2 separate regions of the Homo sapiens genome follow, and region 1 is linked to region 2. A link is an interaction called in ENCODE POLR2A ChIA-PET data of the cell type or tissue named here. Cell type or tissue: PC-9. All regions are shown on one strand. Each heading gives the region's core, and the rest is flanking DNA. Links, peaks and the distances in the headings are about the cores only.

The links. Peaks named below come from ENCODE experiments on the same cell type or tissue, not always from the same donor. Only the 100,000 strongest peaks of a DNase experiment are listed, where the experiment ranks them.
Region 1: POLR2A ChIA-PET joins it to region 2 with 7 read pairs; 2 of 35 experiments call an interaction of 5 or more read pairs at or near these places.

What each region holds. Positions count from the first base shown.
Region 1 is chr13:32,046,876-32,054,677 of GRCh38, reverse strand. All of the region lies in intron 1 of FRY (FRY microtubule binding protein), which reads right to left. Among named protein-coding and RNA genes, the nearest start is that of FRY, 19 kb to the right of the region's middle. RefSeq lists a silencer at 6,688-6,767. In PC-9, for the core only: no CTCF peak of the experiment used is centred there; a DNase peak (open chromatin) is centred at 5,687; H3K27ac peaks cover 747 bases.
Region 2 is chr13:31,978,649-31,986,450 of GRCh38, reverse strand. No RefSeq gene overlaps it. Among named protein-coding and RNA genes, the nearest start is that of FRY-AS1, 49 kb to the left of the region's middle. In PC-9, for the core only: no CTCF peak of the experiment used is centred there; a DNase peak (open chromatin) is centred at 3,720.

The DNA.
Region 1 (7,802 bases), core at 1,777-6,776, 67 kb before region 2:
ATGGTCTTGATCTCCTGACCTTGTGATCCGCCTGCCTCGGCCTCCCAAAGTGCTGGGATTACAGGTGTGAGTCACTGCGCCCAGCCTGTTTCTTACCTTTAAACAGCCTCAGGGGTTTCTCTGAGGAAACTAACACATTTCTCTGCCCCAAATAGGTGTCAGAAATCTACGTACTTGATATACATAGACTAATGCAAGGTCTCACTTCAAGCCCAACTCTTATTCACAACCCAAGCAAGTTTTATTTTTTTTTGGTCTAGTTTTTAAACTCCTAGCAAATTGAATGCAGAAAATCAAAAGACAAGATGTAAAAAAATGATCACTTGATAAATGCATAAATTCTAAAAAGCATTTATACAATTAATAACAACAAAGCAAGTGGTGCCATTTAGTTAGTATACCTCCCAGAATTCCTTCACAGTCCCTGTGAACATTTCCTGAATAGTCATACAGAACAACAAAAAAAAAAGGGTGTGTTCAAGATGACATCCTGTTAACAGTAAAGGATAAACACTTCTGCAGGGTTTTCATATTTTCGTTCAAAACATCTAAAAACTTATAAAAATTAACCTGACAATGGGAGTTCAGTTCTGAGTGACTTGTTCACTAGAGGCACGGTTAGAATGAAAGTAAACAACTATTTTCATTTAACAAAGCATCTTTTATTGTTTTATTTTTAATTTTTTTTGAGAGAGAGTCTTGCTCTGTTGCCCAGGCTGGAATGCAGCGGTGTGATCTCAGCTCATTGCAACCTCCGCATCCTGGGTTCAAGCGATTCTCCTTGTGCAGTGAAGGAGCATAGAGAAGGCACAGAGCCACACAACCTTTTACTACTAAGGCCTCTTTGCCTAATATCCTCATCCCCACAACCTGTTCTACCCAAGAAGGAGACAACCTAGTCTAGCTCATGTGTTTTTCCATATTTCACCTTGTATTTTGAGTTGATTATATTTTTGAGGATTAAAAAATACAGCCCAAGAAAGGATCCTCCTTCAGGGAAGACTCTTAAGTGTCCAAAGTGCATCAGGGACGCATGTGCACTTAAATGAGGCCAAGTATGGACTCTGTGGCATTATGGACCTGTAAGTCCATGTTCATAGGCTGATGTTGCCATTAACAAGCCGTGGGACCTTGGAAAACTAACACAGTCTGGGACCGAGACAGTTCGTCTGCAAAGACGATGAAGTCAGGTGTATACATAAAGAAACAGCAATTGTCCTGCAGCATTTTAATAGTATCTATACATTCTTTAGGCCAAGTAATCTAGAGAGCTTCATTCAAAGGATATGTCATAAATCTAGCAGGCCAAATGATAAGCTGAGGAGTGTCAGAAGTCATTACTAAGCATAGTCGGTAAGAGACAACTCCCAAAATAAAATCCAGTCTAAGAATGTCATTATTTTATATTATAAAATAACTCTTCTGTCTAAGACTGGGACTTTCTGAGAATACTATTTGAAATAATTCTACCTTTGTGTTCTAATACAGTAGCTATTAGCCACATATGGCTGCTTAGCCCTTGAAATGTGGTCAGTGTTACTAAGGAACTTAATTTTTTTTTTTTTGAGATGGAGTCTCGCTCTGTTTTCCAGGCTGGAGTGCAGTGGTGCGATCTCAGCTCATTGCGACCTCCGCCTCCCGGGTTCAAGCGATTCTCCTGCCTCAGCCTCCCGAGTAGATAGGACTCCACGCCCACACCACCACACTGGCTAATTTTTGTACGTTTAGTAGAGACGGGGTTTCACCATGTTGGCCAGGCTGGTCTTGAACTCCTGACCTCAGGTGATCTGCCTGCCTCGGCCTCCCAAAGCACTGGGATTACAGGCATTAGCCATCGTGCCCAGCCAGAAACTTAATTTTTATTTTTATTGTAATTAATTTAAATTCAAACTTAAAAACTGACACTTTGTTCAGTTATTGGAAATGTTTTAAGTATGTTTGGACAAATCTGCATATATGAAAGTACTTTTTCAACTGTAAATTTTATTAAATACAAATACAGATCAAGTGTTTTGGATAAATTTGGTATTCAAATTTAAATATGTTGATGGTGTAAAACACACACTGAGTTCTGAATTCCTCAAAAAAAGAAGGTAAAATATTTTATTAATAGTTATGCTGATTACATGTTGAAATAACATTTTAGATATATTGAATTAGATAAAATAAATTATGAAAATTTCAATGCTTTTAAGCTCTTTTTAATGTCGCTATTACAAAACTTAGAATTACATGCATGCCTGGTATTGCGTTGGGCACACTGCTTTAGACCAATTAACGCTTTTTATAAAACTTAGACACACAGGGAATAATTTTGCAGATAAACATGGAAAACTATTCAGAAAAAGCTAGTGTTGTGTCTTTATGGATTAGTAAATGCATGTAGTCATATATATTCACAAATAAGTTATTAGAAATACTGGTTTATTGTTTCAATAACATTTATTGATCACTTCAAAAAGTATCAGGCCAGGTGAGACTGGGAGGTGGTCACCTTTATGTCCACTCTATAGAAGAGAACACTGAAGTAATTTGTCAAAGACAGCACACTCAATAAATGCCAGGAAAAAGGACTAGAATATAGCTTTTCCATCTCTGGAGTTTGTACTCTTCCTGCTATACCAGATTGCCTCCTAGAAGTTGAGCAGCAAAAGATCATAAAAGAGATTTCTGATATTAAATACTTCTATATGGCACCCAAATCTATTACAAAACCAAAAATATAAAACTGACTAGGGAAAAAATTTTTAAACATCTTAATCTTCCTCTAGCTCTAACCATATCATCCATGTTATGATTGATCACACATTGTCTTGTGCTAGCTCCTATACTGACATCTTCATTCTTTCTGAATATCACAGGGATTTCCACCTTGCCTACTTCTTTGTAGAAAGCACCTCATACTTCGCAAATTATCATCGCTTCTGCTGCAGTGTTTTGTACACAGTGGGTCCTCAATGAATATTGGTTGATTTGTTGAAATCTTTAATTTTTTAAAACCACATCCATGTGAGAAGAAAAGCTGGTAAAATTGAATTGAAAAATTGTGATTTCCTGATACAAACTTGCATTAACAAAACCACTATTTTGACATAGAGTACTCCTATAGCAGAATCATTTCATCTTGTAAATAGAGTATACTCGTCTCACAGAGTTAGCATCCATCTGAAAACTCAGGAGTAATTCGGGTGCTGGGGAAAACAAGCTCAATATTTAAGCAGAAAGCTAAACTGGCAAATGTCTGTAGGGTTTTTTGTTGGGCTTCTTTTTCATTCCGGTAGGTAGCTCTTTAATTCCCTTCCATCTGCTCTTGCCAGTCATCTCACCACTCCCTTCCTCTGCTTCTTCCTCTCCCAACTACACACTTTTTGCTTGACATGTCTTTTCCCTCAATCCTGCCAACCCATCCTCTCCTTCAAAGACCTTGTAAAAGTCCCACTTATACCACAAAACCTCCCTTAACCAAATAAAAGGGAAACGGTCATTTTCCTCACCCAACTACATCCTGGGATAAAATAATTTTGAGCTCCCAAATCAGAAGGAAACGGAAATAATTAAGTATGTATCTACATGAATGGAGTTTTATGGCTGTATAACCACTCAGATTAAGTTATTACCTCTATTCTCAACCATATTGGTATAGATTTGTTTCCCTGAATAATCCTCATTGTTGCTTTTCAGAGTCTGTTGACATGTTATGTTGTAAGGGTCTTCCTAAAATGCGTATGTGGTGGATATAATTAAAACTTAATTTTAGGTCTCTTTATTTTGCAATATTTATTCAGAGAACTGAGAGTGCACAAGATAGTACAGGTGTAAGGTTTACAACCTGTTGTTTCATTATGAAGAGTTAGGTGCACCTCTGTCTTACTTTCTTATGTGATGACTGATGTGATGCCATCATGTAATAATTGTCACCAGAGTACTCTGTGGCATTCTGAAGTAGTCAGTGTCATGCCCTGTCAGCCCATAATGTTAACATGACTGCTAAAACTTCCTCACATAAGGGTGGGGAGGAGGCACTGGGAGAATCTGATTCAACTAGCCTAATGGGATGGAGTTTGAAGTGGCATAAGAACAGCAAAATATGCTTTCAAAAATTCCCCTAAGATTAGGAGACATTTTCTCCTAGAAGGGTTTATTATGCAACTATACATGGCCCAGGAAAGCACACTGCTATCCCTGAAGGATAGAAAGAAAGGTGAAACAACTGCTAATGCCTGTGTGTCACTGCAGGACCAAGCCATATATAATTCTGAATATAATAAAAGCACCTGACAGAGATCATCTTGAACTTGTTTCTTAAGAGGTGTTATCTTTGGGAGCTTTCATGATGCCTTTGTTTTCTATGAAAATTACACTATATTTTTCCGAGAGATTGTCATATGTAAAAAGTGCTTAGACAACTTAGATGAATTGATACTCTAAAACTATACCGAAGTAATCCAACAAGCTATGCAGTATCCATTAGGTATTTGTTTGACATTTAAATGGTTTAAGGTCATGTGGCCATCTAAAATGTGTGTTTCCTTGAAAAACAAAACCAAAGAAAATCTCCGCCAATCTATGACCTGGGAATAACTATAAAATGAATGTATAGGGGCTTTACATAGCAGCTATACAACACCACTGTGTTAATTTGGAATATTAAATCAATTGAGTATCGTCAAGAGAGAACCCCGCCATCACCTTTTAACCTCAACGCAAATATTCTATTTAAAGAGCATATTGTCTAGCTGAGTATAATTTTAAAACACTGTTCATCAAATAATTGCTTCTGCCTATTTTTTTTAAAGCAGCTTGCTTGAGCTACATAATCATGCATGTTTTTTATCATACATTAAAATGAAACACAGGCTGGACCCAGGGAAGATACCAAACTCTGACAATTCTACCCCAGACAACTGGCTTGAATCTGTTCCCTTCTATCTAACTCCTCTGCTACTACTTTATTTTGAGTCCTTGTTGTCTCTTTCCTGGGTCATTCTCGCAGTGATTGTCCCTACCTCCATTCTCAGTGCAGAGTCCCTGAATTTGCTGGGATGTGATCATGCTGTTCCCTGCTTAAAAACCTATGGGGTTGGGTGTGGTGGCGAGCGCCTGTAGTCCCAGCTACTTGGGAGGCTGAGGCAGGAGAATGGCGTGAACCCGGGAGGCGGAGCTTGCAGTGAGCTGAGATCGTGCCACTGCACTCCAGCCGACAGAGCAAGACTCCGTCCCAAAAAACAAACAAACAAAAAAACCTATGGGGTTGCCCACTGTTTTCAGAATAAGACCAGACCTTTCGGCAGATCCTTCCATGCTCCCTGTCATCTGACCCAACTTGCCTTTGTATACACAATCTGTCACTCCTTCAGGGAACTTGGGATCCAGTTGTCATTCCCTCAGGCACCTCCCCAACTCCCTGCAATTGCTCAGGTTCTTCCCTCTGCCTTTCCCCCTCTTCTCTGTAACAGTCTTCATGTTCAAATGTCACAGTCTCCATGGAACTATCCCTCAGCCTCTTCCCTCCCTCTTAAAATGATGAATCACTTCCTTCTCTAAATGATTATTTAGGTCAGTGTCCCCAGGTCCCAGCACAATGCCTGGCATGGGCAGAGCACCTATTTCTGTTCTCTTGCAACTTCCTTACACCTTCCCTTTCATCAAAGTAGGCTGTCTTTGATTGTGAAGCCCAGAGAAGGCAGGAGCTGGGCCTGCTGAATCACTGTGTACTCTATGTACCACAGTACCCTACACATGTAAGCATTTAATAATTGGTAAGAAGGGAAAGGGAGGACTGTTTATTGACTCTCAGGCACTTCCTGAAGCTTATTCAGGCATGTCCAATTGGGGCAGCTATTTGAGTACATGCACCTTAATCAAGAAGATAAAATCTTTATATTCAGATTTTTTTTTTCTAGTAAGGCCATCAGTGTCTCCAAATAAATATAAAACAGCAGCATTCCCCACGTGGAAAAAGACCTTGTGAGTAAAGAATTAAATTAGCTCAGCAGACTTCATTGAGCATGGTTTCCTTCCAATTTGGCAAAAGTGCCTAGAAGGTATAAAAGTAAGTTAAATCCTTGTAACATTAATGACATTTAGGTAAATGTAGGAAAAAGTTAGTATTTTTACAGATAGCAATCCTTGACAGTGCTGAATGATTTAAAAATAAACAAACAATTTCTCTCTGAAATGTTTCCTCAAGTTGGCTGATCATTATACAAATAAAACATCATTTCACTCTACACTTTTCTTTTCATGGACATATCTGCCCAGAGTTCTGTGAACACAATGGTACAATTTAGCTTGTTGAACTCACTCAAACAAAACAACAGGTGAGGGTTACAGAGGAAAGAGACTTCAGAGCTAAGATTAGATGCTGAGTTCCTGCTTGGAATAAAAGATAGAAAGATCCCAAAAGACAAAACACTGTTACTGCTTGCTGGGTGCTCATCCACTGAGGGGCGACATGCTAGCAAAGTTTAGGCACAGACCTCCCACACCCACTCAAGAGATTTTATTCACTCATTCAATATTTAACAGATTATTCACAGAGCCAATGTGCCCTAAGATGTGCTAGAGGGTAGAAAAATGAAAAGACGGTTGATTCTTAGCCACAGAGGGACCCAGACAGGTAAAGCAGTTACAGAATGCCACTGTTGCTACAATGGAAGTATGTAGAAAGGGTAGGGGAAGGGGAAGTGGAAGTGGGTCAGTTAGAGTGAAACTCATACACACAGGATAAGAGTTTGGTCCAAATCCAAAAAGCTCACGCTTCAGGTTTAATTCACATAAATGCTCACAGAAAATGCTGTAACTGGGCCGGGTGTGGTGCCTCACACCTGTAATCCCAGTACTTTCGGAGGCCGAAGCAGGCAGATCACCTGAGGTCAGGAGCTCGAGACCAGCCTGGCTAACATGGTGAAATCCTGTTTCTACTAAAAATACAAAAAAACTAGCCAGGAGTGGTGGTGCGTGCCTATAATCCCAGCTACTTGGGAGGCTGAGGCAGGAGAATCACTTGAACCCAGGAGGTGGAGGTTGCAGTGAGGCGAGATCATGCTGTTGCACTCCAGCCTGGGCAACAAGAGTGAAACTCTGCACCCCCCCCAAAAAAAAAGAAAAGAAAAGAAAAAAAGAAAAACAAAAAGGAAAAAGAAAACGCTGCAACTGTAGCATACGCTAATGCCTTGTTATATTTTCAGCCATCATACATAGCTCTGAATTTAGAAGGAACACATTCTATCTTGGATATCTTTAGATGGTTAATTTTCTGAAGTTCCAGAAATGTACTTTGCTACCAAAATATCCTCTCTAGGGAGTGGTAAAGTTCAGATCCTCAAGTCAAGAAGATGTCACAAAAAAGCTCCAAGACTCTTTGGTTCCTGGTCATACTGTCTTGGCAATGAGCCAACATGACAAAACCATTAACTTACAGAGGGATTTAGACAAGCATTAATTAGGCAAATTACTAATAACAATGGCTACCATTTATTTGAGCAAGTACAATAGTGAATATGCTAAACACTTCATAAATGTCAACTCCTTTAATTGTTATGGCTCTAGGAGTAGGTATATATAGATAAACATATTTATTTAAAGAGATATACATGATTATGTAGCTCTCTCTCTCTCTATATATACATATATACCCATATACAGCTCATACACATCAGGTAGAGTCTCTTTTTTAGGAATCAGAATTTAAGTAACTTGCTCAAGGTCACATAGCAAGTATATGGCTGAGACAAAGCACATGATCGTAACAGTCCCAAATTGCACAGAAAAAACTCTTGTTTAGTCAAAAGTAAATCAAA
Region 2 (7,802 bases), core at 1,028-6,027:
AATAAGATTTGGAGCTTTCAAGAGGCGCTTCCTACAGCCATGAAGAAAATCTTCCCTTTGGAGAGGGTAGATTAGGAGGTACCTGGCAGGGCAGGTAACTTCTGAGTCTGTCTTGGGAACGTAGCCCAGCACAGACTCGTAGGCATTCTCCAAATTCAATGCTTGTTTGTTCAGGTGCCCTCTTTTACTGTATGCATCCCACCTGGCCTTAATTATCTTTTCTAGTAGGTAAAAGAGCAACAAACCAGCCCTTTGCCTTCTCTCAGGAACCTCTGAATCCTATTCTTCCTCCATAGCATTCTTGTATGTTTATCCTTTGACAACATTTTTTTCAGTGTTAGAACATTCTGAATGAGGTTGAAGGTGGAGAAAGAATCCGCATGTTAAAGAATCTCGTGTACTTGGGTAAAAACCCAGAATATAATTAATGTACTCTAACACTTTTAATTTTTTAAGGATGTTTTTGTTCTTCATAACACAACATCTTTTATCTAAGCACTACATGATCAGGTGATAAGGTCTCAGTTTCATTTAAGTCATTTGACCACCTTGAATAGTGTATTTCTTTTGAACAGTTTCATTTATTATATGCTATATTATATATAACTGCATATATAGTTATATATATATCTATCTTATACTTATTAGTCCATTTTCACACTGCTGATAAAGACATACCTGAGACTGGGAAGAAAAAGAGGTTTAATTGGACTTACATTTCCACGTGGCTGGGGAGGCCTCAGAACCATGGCAGGAGGCAAAAGGCACTTCTTACATGGCAGCAGCAAGAGAAAATGAGGAAGATGCAAAAGTGGAAACCCCTGATAAAACCATCAGATCTCGTGAGACTTACTCACTACCATGAGAACAGTATGGGGGAAACCGCCCCCATGATTCAAATTATCTCCGACCAGGTCCCTCCCACAACACTTGGGAATTATGGGAGTACAATTAAAGATGAGATTTGGGTGGGGACACAGAGCCAAACCATATCATTTTGCCCCTGGCCCCTCCAAATCTCATGTCCTCACATTTCAAAACCAATCATGCCTTCCCAACAGTCCCCCAAAGTCTTAACTCATTTCAGCATTAACCCAAAAGTCCACAGTCCAAAGTCTCATCTGAGACAAGGCAAGTCCCTTCCACCTATGAGCCTGTAAAATCAAAAGCAAACTATTTACTTTCTAGATACAATGGGGGTACAGGCATTGGGTAAATACAGCTGTTCCAAGCAGGAGAAATTGGCCAAAACAAAGGGGTTACAGGGCCCATGCAAATCTGAAATCCAGTGGGGCAGTCAAAATCTAAAGCTCCAAAATGATCTCCTTTGACTCCATGTCTCACATCCAGGTCATGCTGATGCAAGAGGTAGGTTCTCATAGTCTTGGGCAGCTCTGCCCCTGTGGCTTTCCGGGGTATAGCCCCCCTCTTGGCTGCTTTCATGGGCTGGCACTGAGTGTCTGTGGCTTTTCCAGGTGCACAGGGCAAGCTATCAGTGGATCTACCATGCTGGGGTCTGGCCCTGTTCTCATAGCTCCACTAGGCAGTGCCACAGTCGGGACTCTGTGTGGGGGCTCCAACCCCACATTTCCCTTCTGCACTGTCCTAGCACAGGTTCCCCAGGAGGGCCCCACTCCAGCAGCAAACTTTTGCCTGGGCATCCAGATGTTTCCATACATCTTCTGAAATCTAGGTGGAGGTTCCCAAACCTCAATTCTTGACTTCTGTGCACCCGGAGGTTCAACACCACATGGAAGCTGCCAAGGTTTGGGGCTTGCACCCTCTGAAACCATGGGCCGAGCTGTACCTTGGCACCTTTTAGCAATGGCAGGAGCTGCTGGGACACAAGGCACAAAGTCCCTAGGCTGCACACAGCATGGGGACCCTGGGCCCAGCCCACAAAACCATTTTTTCCTCCTAGGCTTCCAGGTCTGTGATTGGAGGGGCTGCTGTGAAGACCTCTGGCATGCCCTGCGGACATTTTCCCCGTTGGCTTGGGGATTAACATGGCTCCTTGTTACTCATGCAAATTCCTGCAGCCAGCTTGAATTTCTCCCCAAAAAATAGGTATTTCTTTTCTTTTCTTTTTTTGAGACAGAGTTTGGCTCTGTTGCCCAGGCTGCACTGCAGTGGCACACTCTGGGCTCACTGCAACCTCCCACCTCCTGGGTTCAAGCGATTCTCCTGCCTCAGCCTCCCGAGTAGCTGGGACTATAGGCACCCGCCAGCACGCCAGGCTAATTTTTGTATTTTTCATAGAGATGGGGTTTTGCCATATTGCCCAGGCTTGTCTCGAACTCCTGGCCTCAGCTGATCCACCCACCTCGGCCTCTGAAAGTGTTGGGATTACAGGCGTGAGCCACCGCACCGGCTGGGTTTTTCTTTTCTACTGCATCATCAGGCTGCAAATTTTCTGAAATTTTGTGCTCTGTTTCCCTTTTAAAATAGAATGCTTTTAACAGCATCCAAGTCAACTCTTAAATGCTTTGCTGCTTAGAAATTTCTTCTGCCAGTACCCTAAATAATCTCTCTCAAGTTCAAAGTTCCACAAATCTCTAGGGCAGGGGCAAAATGCCACTAGTCTTTTGGCTAAAATGTAACAGGAGTCACCTTTGCTCCAATTCACAACAAGTTTCTCATTTCCATCTGAGACCAACTCAGCCTGGACCTTATTGTTCATATCACTATCAGCATTTTTGTCAAAGCCATTCAACAAGTTTTTAGGAGGTTGCAAACTTTCCCACATTTTCCTGTCTTCTTCTGAGCCCTCCAAACTGTTGCAACCTCTGCCTGATACCCAGTTCCAAAATTGCTTGCACATTTTTGGGTATATTTTCAGCAACGCCCTACTTTATTGGTACCAATTTACTGTATTAGTTCGTTTTCATGCTGCTGATAAAGACATACCCGAGACTGGGAAGAAAAAGAGGTGTAATTGGACTTACATTTCCACATGGCTGGGGAGGCCTCAGAATTATGGTGGGAGCGAAAGGCACTTCCTACGTGGTGGTGGCAAGAGAGAATGAGAAAGATGCAAAAGCAGAAACCCCTGATAAAACCAACAGATCTCGTGAGACTTATTCACTACAATGAGAACAGTATGGGGGAAACCACCCCCATGATTCAAATTATCTCCTATTGGGTCCCTCCCACAACACGTGGGAATTATGGGAGTACAATTCAAGATGAGATTTGGGTGGGGACACAGAGCCAAACCATATCACTATATATATTATATATATAATAACTATATATTATACACATAGTTATGTATACTACCACAAAATTTTATTTTCACTGGGGACAGGTGAAAGGACTTTCTTGTACATATTGAATAGTACAAATAAATGTTAGTATACCTGCTAATCTATAAGGTCTAAATTTTTGATATATCTATGGGAACTTTAAAAATCCAGAAAAACTTCTTTTCTTTCTTAAAAACAAAGGCTAGCTTTGGATATCAGAAAACTAAATACGAATTCCTTTTTATACTTTGTATTTCTGTTGCAATATACCTAACTGTCTAGAAACAAAAGCGCCCCTTGCAGAATAGGGAGAGATTGATCATAAGGAAATGCAAAAGAGAAAAGTACCTTAATAAAGACTGTTCTTACTTTTTATACAGGATGCAGATTGCTCCATTCTACTCTTCTACTTCCACATTAATGGAGTATCTGCTAAATGCCAGGCACTGGGCTTTGTGCCAGGGACACAAGATGTGGTTTGTGTCCTCAATGAGTCATAGTCTAGACCTGTACTATCCAGTATGGTAGCCACTACGTCCTACGTGGCTATCGAGCATGTGAGATGTACTGTGTAAAACACACATCAGATTTCAAAGACTAAGTATAAACAAAGAATGTAAACCATCTCATTAATCATTTTTATATTGACAACACGTTAAAATAATAGCATACTGGACATATTGGGTTAAATATATTAAAATTAATATTTCCCATTTTATTGTGGCTATTAGAAAATTTAAAATTATATGTGTGGTTCACATTATGTTCCTAATGGACAATGCTAGTCTGGGGATGAAAGACACATAAATAATGTGGTAAAGACAGTGACAGAGGTAGCTGTCATGGGAGCAGGAAGGGATTCCCATCTCAAACTATATAGGGAAGGGATGCGGGTGGGCGGTTGCTGGTATTAATTAACACTTCCTGGAAGGGTGACACATGAGCTTAGTCTGGAAGAATAACTAGGAGCTAGGTGAAGGGACTGGGACAAGGAAGGCATTGCAGATAGAGCAACATGTGTTGTATCTGTCACTCAGTATTTGGCATGTAACAAGTATGCAATATATGGAAGCTTTTACAGACACTGACAGGAGACACAGCATGGAGGATGAAGGGAACTTAAGCAGCTCTGGACCAGCAGTGGGGGATTTGGGGCTTTATCCTGTAGGTGGTAGACAGATGAAAGTTTTAAGAAGGGGAGTAAGATTTTCGCATCAGAGAACTCTGCCTGGCAAATGATGGAGCAAGAGGGACAAGGCTGGAGGCAGGTAGATGAGTTAAGTGGCTGTTGCAAAAGATCAGGTGAGAAATGATGAGGGCCTGAACCAGGTCAGTAGCAGTGGGGATCCAAGGAGGGCAGAGCGAAGGAATATTAAGGTCTGTGCAAAGCCCAGCATCTGGAACAAAGCTTGCACTTATAAATATCTACTGAATGGAGGAGGGAAGGATTCAGAACTGAGGTCGGAGTACTAAATTCCTCACAATATTTTGTGTCTTTCTTCTCCATCACTGAATCTTATTTTTAAATTACAACAAACATGAGTTAGAGGGAATAAAAGCCTAGTATAAATAAGAGACAGTAAAGGAATACCCTGGGACTCTGAGTTCAAGTCCTCATGACCCCCACAAAATCACAAATGAGCACCCTAAAAAAACTACAAATGTGATCACGAAAATGCTGCTATTAGTCTTGGAGGAATTATAACAAAGGGAAGCAGTGGTAAATTCCAAAGAAAGGTAAAAGGCATATCGTACAAACTGTAAAACTATAACATGAATTTTATTCTTTGTTCACATTCCAGGGCAAATTATAAAACAAGTAGTTTTTAAGAACTTTGAAAGGAAATCAACAATCATTAGCAACCAATAGTTATTCTTTATATCAACCTCCTTTCATATCCTGGTAGAATTACCAGATTAAAAGACAAAAAGAAAATGTAGTAAGGAATTTTATAAAAACCTTTTATTAAACTCCCATAATCTAGAAAAATATAGACTTCTTACTTAGAGGGATTCATAATCACATAAATGAGTGTCTATTATGTACCTTACACACAGACAGTTCTTGGCAAATATTTATCAAATGATTGAGTGAATGATTAACCATTACCAGTTTCCCCAGGCAGTTTGCTCCACATCCTATGTTCTAATAGCACTAAAGTTTATATATATATCACACATCACATTATAATTATTTTTATGTGTCTGTCACTCCCACTAGAACATCATAAAATTCTCCTGCCAGAGTCTTATTCATCATTTGTCCCCAGGGCCCAGCACTGTGCCTAAAATAGCATGGTGCTCAATTAGCATTTGTGAATTAAATAGAAAGAAATAAACAGAACGGATACATTCAAAGCTAAGAAAGGTTGATAATAAAGTACTAAACTCTCTTTATAAACATTAATATGGAAGAACTAACCCTCCAAAGGAAATATAACCTTGAGCTGGATGAAGATAATAAAGAGTTCACCAGTCATTTTGGCAGTGCTCAGACCAACCACATCTGGAGTGATCAGTGCCATATTTTAAGAGGGACCTTGAAAAATTGAGGCCCAAGATACTGAAAAGTATAAAAACAAGCTCCTAGAAAGAATGATTTTAAAACTGAGAAATATCTCGTTGAGAAATCTAGAAGAACCAATATGCAAAGCGCTGTTATCATGAAGAATACTCAACTTCATGTGCCTTCAGAGCAAATAACTTGGTAGATGGTATGGGTAGGTTAATTTGATTGCGGTATGAGAAAAAAATTCCAACAATCACAGTTGCTCACTTATAGAATAAACTGTTTGCAAAGAAGGGATCTCTTTGTCTTCAAAAATTTCCAGAAGTGGTCAAAGAAGCATTTAACAATTCACCAGAAGTATTGGGGCATCACAGCGGGCTTTCTTGGGATGGAAGAAAGAAGAGCTGAGGCCACCACCCAGTTTCCTTCAAATGCATGGCTTCCACAGCATTATTCCTTCTAATGCATGATTCTGTTATTGCCTTCAGTTTATATACTTCAAATTTCCATTACATGCACTGTGTACTCTACCTTAAAATTCTTTCTTACTTTTACTTTGACTAAGCTGTTTGGATCTACTTCATTCTATGCAGCGTTTAACTATCAATAGGAATGTTAGCTTTCAATTACTCCTTTCACCAGTAGATGTTGGTTTGTTCAAATTTAAGTGCTCCCCTAGTTTTACAGTTAAATTATTGAGATAAAAAAGCTGTCCTCTTTTCAGAAAAACATGGCATTTAATTGCCATCCTTCATCATACCTCCATCTAAATTTCTTTTCCTGCTTTTCCTCTTCATGTCTAGCTACACTCTAAACAAATGTCACATCTTCAGAATTATCTTCATCAATTAAGCATTTAAATGTCCTTAGTGTAGGCTTTTAAGAACAGAAATATATATATGAGTAAACTAACTCAAAATATGATTGGCTAGATATTATATTTTTATCTGTAATTTTTGTTAGAAACTGACTATTAAGTACAATGTCTTAGACAGCAATTTTTTGTGTGGAATGATTTCCAAACATAGCTGACTTCCTCACATTTTCCTTATGATATCCATTTGAGCAAAGAGAAATAAATATAAATACCATTTCTGAAGAAACTAGACGGAGAACAGAAAAGTAAGCAACCATATTGCAGTGACTAACTGGAATACGAGGCAGAATCCAATTCAATAATATAGAAATAAATCAAGAGTTATAATGGGCTTGTGGTTTATTGGATAACAGTGGATTTAAAGGTCTGAAGGTTTGAGATCTTCTGTTTCAGAAACATAATAGAGCAAATAACTGCCTCCTGTATAGTTCCATGTCACCTTGCTGATCTCCACCAGAGCAGTGCTCAGACGTATATATTCCTAGGAACTGTGTTCTTGTCCACTTTGCAACCCCAAAGTGGAAAAGAGCCCCGCCTCATGTAGGGCTTGGAACATTGGAGGTGCTTAACGATTGTTGAATGAATACATGAATAAATAAATGGACCTAGAAGCAGGTCAATGGTATGGTGCATGGTGGTAAGGACGAAACAAGAGCAATAGATGCCTTGATAGTTAAACTAGAACAGAGATGTTAAAAAGTTAATGTCGGCATTGAACTACTGCAAAGACCTGAAGAAAGGAATCTAGAGGAAATCGAATGGCTTTCAGGGAATAAGGAGCAGGTTACTCAATCCCTAGCCTAAGTCCATAAGGTGAAAGCAGTCTGTCTATAAAAAACAAGGAGGCACCGATATGTACCAGGCTTCCATAACATTTGGGCCAGTACTAAAGGAAACAAACTTAAAATTGGTTGTATTTGGAGAGGAATTTGATGAGTACATGCTCTTTAGAGATGGACAAGGACTTACGGTGTCATCTCATCTCACCTCCACAAACCTCCAGATGAGGAAAACTGGACCACAGGGTCTGCGATTTGCCCTACGTCATAATGACATTTTGAGGCAGAACCATGATTAGAATCCAGATTTCCTGTTGCTTGGTTTGGATGCCCCTTCAATTCTTTACCCATCCTCCAAAAGAGAACCCCGATTACAACTCCTGCTTGACGAG